2 separate regions of the Homo sapiens genome follow, and region 1 is linked to region 2. A link is a loop called in an ENCODE intact Hi-C map of the cell type or tissue named here. Cell type or tissue: PC-3. All regions are shown on one strand.

Evidence for each region. Peaks named below come from ENCODE experiments on the same cell type or tissue, not always from the same donor. Only the 100,000 strongest peaks of a DNase experiment are listed, where the experiment ranks them.
Region 1: a loop joins it to region 2, with 4 times the contacts of the local background. A loop is called at or near these places in 2 of 110 quality-filtered maps.

Annotation. Positions count from the first base shown.
Region 1 is chrX:137,563,617-137,566,116 of GRCh38, reverse strand. LINC02931 (long intergenic non-protein coding RNA 2931) reads left to right here and starts at 1,633. Exons shown (of 3, transcript NR_186571.1): 1 at 1,633-1,786. In PC-3, no CTCF peak of the experiment used is centred here; no DNase peak of the experiment used is centred here; H3K4me3 peaks cover 917 bases; H3K27me3 peaks cover 1,828 bases.
Region 2 is chrX:138,033,279-138,035,778 of GRCh38, reverse strand. No RefSeq gene overlaps it. Among named protein-coding and RNA genes, the nearest start is that of ZIC3, 470 kb to the right of the region's middle. In PC-3, a CTCF peak has its summit at 1,436; no DNase peak of the experiment used is centred here.

The DNA.
Region 1 (2,500 bases), 470 kb after region 2:
ACTCACTCCTCGCACATAAACCGAGCGGGAGGCCGCGAGGCGCGCGCCAATGGGGAGCCAGCTGGCCCGCGGTCACCTGACCTCCGGCCGGACTGCCCATTGGCCGCCGCGAGGCTGATTGGCAGCGCGGAGCGGAGAACATGGCAGCCGCGGCCGAGCGACCCCCGCTGATTGGGCAGCCGCCGGGTGCCTGGCAGGTGAGGCGGCGGCTGCCGGGCGGCCGCGAGTGGGCTCCACCGGGCTTGAGTGGCTGCGGGGAACTGGGGCCAGGCTCCAGCCGGCAAACGGCGGGACGCCGCCGGGACTCTCGCGGGCTTTCCCCCACCCCTCGCGGGCTCTTTGCCCCGCGAGGATCGGTCCCACTGCTGCGCCGATGGAGGAGACGCGGCGCTCAACGTCCAGTCCTGCTTGGGCCCCCGCTGCCTCACCACCTTGAGAACATGTCCCCTCTGTAGCTGCAGGGCGCAGATCCTGGGGAGAGCGCAGCAGTTTCGCGCTCCCGGTCCAGCCGCTGCGTCCACCTCCAATCACTGCGAGTTCTGATGGCCTCGAGGCCGGGACCCAGGCCGGGATAGTTCGCCGTTTGTGCCCCCAACCTGTCGGCAGCTGTCCGAGACCCAAAGGAGAAGAAACGATTACAATTAGAGCTGATCTCCGTTACTTCCGTCTGCGCCAAGCGTTGACCCTTTAGTTTGTGAGCAGCGGCCGTACTCGCCGCTGCCCACTTCCCGAATTACACACCGGGCACGACACAGCAAACATATACAACGCAGTAAACCCAAGCACACAGTAGGAAACAAGCACACAACACAGTAAACACAAGCGCACCACAGGAAACAAACACGACATATGAAATACGCACACAACACAACAAAGTAAGCACATACAACACAGTAACATAAACTACGCACAACACAGCAAACACAGAAACACAACTAAACACAACAGAGCAAATACACATAACAGCGAGCATACCCACAAATACAAAACATGCAAAGAACACTTTTAGCCAGTGTACGCAAAACATGCACACAACACACTAAACACATAATAAACACACTAGACACACACAGTATCAGGGTGGTTTCCAAATCACTAGGCTAATCAGCTTTGAATTCTCAACATTTTCAAATGCAAAAGTCGTGTTGGGGGTTGCTGATGCTGAATGGGGACTGTGACATGGAATTTTCTTTCCTCTGAACAGCCAAGGCTTTACTCTCTTCTACTCCTACCCGGAGAAGGTAAAGCATGTAGTGACCTCAGGGACTGCTTACCCCTTAAGGATTTACTTCCAGGGGTGTGTGTGAAAGTCCTCTCGCCTTCTGTCTGTTGCAAGGTCTTTCTGACATAATGACCAGGTTCAGACAAGGCTATAAATTCACTCATTTTTGTGTCCTGCAAGGCATTTGCAAAGAATGCAGAAGAGAGTGGAAAGAAAAGGCAGAGAGAAAGATGGCTGTGATTGTCACATCCCTAGCTGGGCCAAGCCCCAAAGTCTGCGCCTTGAGGCAGCCTCACAGCCTGGCCGCCATCTCTCTGTAGGAAATAGAACATCTGATCAAGTTCAGAGGCGCCAGGAGAGACCGCCTTAAGCAGCGCTTTATAACTGCAGCCTTTCACTTCCTGCTCCCCAGTCTGCCTGGCCCAGCCAACACTTCACCTTCTTTCTTAGCCAGTTTGCTGGGAGAACACCCTACCGGTAGCACATCTTACCGTATTCACCCCCTCCCATCAAACTCGCCCCAATTCTCTCTCCACATCCAGAGCTCTCTCCCCAGGTTGGAAGGTGAGTTCACTGCTGACTTAAATTATTGCGTCTGCCGAACATAGGCTCTCCAAGAATGGTTTCAGTGCCTCTCAGCAGAGGGTTTCTTTGGGGGGGTAGGGGGGCGCTGGTGTGTTCAGAGAACAAATATGCTTAAATCATGCAAATGAATCCCCTGGAGTCAGGTTTACAAAAAAGGAGGATTGCCTTTCTTCCCCCCCCCCCCCCCGCCCCACCTTTCTTTTCACTTTCTCCTTTATTTCCTCTCTTCCCTCTACCTCTCTTCACCTCCCACCAACCCCAACCGCCCTTGGCTAAGTAGTTGGTTTGAAAAAGTTTGGATTTCCTCACTGAGCTGGTCCCGCGGACAGCGGTTCTCGAGACTAGGGGACCGGGAAGGGGCGGCTGTCGAGCTCTGGCCGGGCCAGCGCTGATGCGAGAGTTTCCGGGGAGTCCCGCCAGGTACCCCGAGAATCGAGGGCCTTGCGCGATTGCAACTGGGTGAAGGGCTCAGAAGGGGGGCAGCCGAGGGAGCTCATCATGCCCCTATTTGGGAAGGGGTCTTGAGCTCAAGGCAGGGGGAAGTTGCCGCCGCTGACCTACCCGGTGCCCAGTGTCCGTTTTGATACGGCCACATTCCGATAATTAATTGCCTCCAGCACGTGCTCTGTAGTCCCTGGAACAAAAAGGCATAATTCAATTAGATCATCAACCGAGAAGTGGGGAGGTGGGGGC
Region 2 (2,500 bases):
TACAGGCGTGAGCCACCGCGCCTGGCCAACACAGTTCTTTATCCTTACTTAAATATATCTACTCTAGGATGCCCACATCTCTGTGCCTTTATATTTCTTCTACCATTGTTGGCTAAGACAGTCCTGTCATTTCTCCTTCACCCAGTGGGGCCTAGCACATTTTCCAGGTTTCTAGGAATCATTCTGGTGACATTTTTACCCTGTGCCCCAGGGTCCTTGCTAAAATGTTAAATTCTGTATACTAGAAGAGTGCTTTCAAATGATTATGCTCACCCTTATTCGATTTTATTTTCTCCCCAACCCATAATCCAGAATCTACATCTCTCAGAATCTAGTCCGATACAAACTTTGCTGGTTCATGTAGACGGTACCTGTTAGTTAGGTCCTATAGCTCTCTTGAGGCTTATTCTATTTCTCTTTTTAGCAAGCCAAGCATGCCCTTGCTAAATTATGCCATGACTGACTCCAGTTATTGCCCTAGTAGCTATAAGTTGAGGTTAGGGCAGATCTCTATGAGAGCAGATGTCTAGGTGCAGCAGATGTTTTCTTGATGAGGAGAAAACTCTGCATTGTCTTCAAGTAAAGGGTAAGCACTATCTCCTAACAAGGAGGAATGTGCTCTTTTGCAGGCTCAGACATTTTAGTGAATGTCAGGATTCAAGATTTTGGAGTGCATCAACCCAGATATCCCTATGCCAAAGATGCGGCATAACCTGGGATAAGGTCTTCAACTGAGGAAATTCCTAGAGACTACTGGCAGCTATAAGCTGGCAGTGATGAGCATCCCCAGCATCTGGGGAAATAAGTGTTCCAGCCTGAAGGGGGATCTCAGTGGCAGCAGAAGAACATTCTTTACCTCTGCATTTTTATCAAGCTCTCCAGGTGATTCTGATACAAACTAAAGTTTGAAGACAAAGAGAAAACTCTGCATTGTCTTCAAGTAAAGGGTAAGCACTATCTCCTAACAAGGAGGAATGTGCTGTTTTGCAGGCTCAGACATTTTAGTGAATGTGGAGATCAAATATACATTTGGCCTCCACTGTCTTTAAGACATTTCTATAAGAGTTGGAATTTCAAGCAAAGATTGAGGACAATATGGGCTTTCAAAAATATGGACACTTTTGATTTTTAACAGTATTTAAATAGTGAAAAATCAAAAGATTTAAGAATTTTTAAAGTGTCTAATATTGTTACTTGAATTCTACATAGAATTAGGGTTTCTTCATTAAGCAAATGTGGAATGGAAAGTTTTTCCCCAAATCTTAATTTTTAATCTGTTATAAAATCTGGATATTATGGATAAATGTTATTTTGATTTTATATATATATATATACAGTAGTCGGGAGAAAATCTTTACTTTTTTAATCTAATAGGTTTTCCTTTGTAATCACATAGTTATACTTTTGTTTGTCCACTGGTGGACACTGTTGAGCTTCCAAACAAAGCTATTCTGATGGGGTGGTGAGGAGGCAAAAGAGGAGACATGAATGGAAATATAAAACCAAAATTAAGACAGTGACAATCTTTGTGCAATCCTATTTGTTCACCATATAACAAGCTAATAAATGTTTATGTCAATCATATTTAGAATAACAAAGTTAGAAACAGCTAGACTTACATTGCTTAGGAAGAATATTTTTACAGCAGGGAAGCACTGCTTAATGGCTAATGGCATAACTAAACTACAAAACAGTATTCTATTCCATAGGGAAACCAATGCTTTCATTTCAAGAAAAAAAAATTTTCCATTTTTCCGGTTTCCTTTACTTCAGACCTCTTTATTTTGAGAATAATGTTAACCTTTTCATCAAGATTCAACCAAAATACTGAAGAGTAGACAATAAAAAGCTATCATTAAAAGGTGAGCTTGTGATGATAATTTGGGTCAAAAGACAATGAATAAATTTTTACTAATGTATAATTTGTTTCATCTTAATGAATAAAATTCTGAACTCATCATATAGATTATAAGAATTTCTGTAAAGAGAATCCAAGATTATTTAATTATCTGAGCTATTGTGATGGTGTGCTAGCAATCATTTCATAACTTTGGAGGTAGAGGTTTTTTTTTTTTTTTTTTTATAGAGGTACTGTAAGAAGTACTGTAAGAAGTACTGGAATGAAATCCAGAAATAAACTCCAGTTCTACTGATTACTTGCTGCCTGACTTTGAGTAGGTTGCTAGACTTCTCTGATCCTCCATTTACTCATCTATAAGAGTGGAAATAAATAATACTTTCCTAGTAAGTTTATTACAAGAAATAAATGAGATACTGTAGGCAAGAGGCCTAGTATAGTGCCTGGTACAAAGAAGCTGTCAGTAAATCTAGTTTTATTTCCATCTCCTAAAAGAAGCCACAAACAAAGGGTTCTACCAAAGTCTTACACTTTCAAATGAGCATGGGCAGCAGCAATCAATGATTAATTAATGATGCCTCTTTCTCTTTCTAGTACATAAGTGCCATGAAAAAAACGTCGAGTGTGTGTTTTTTGCTCATC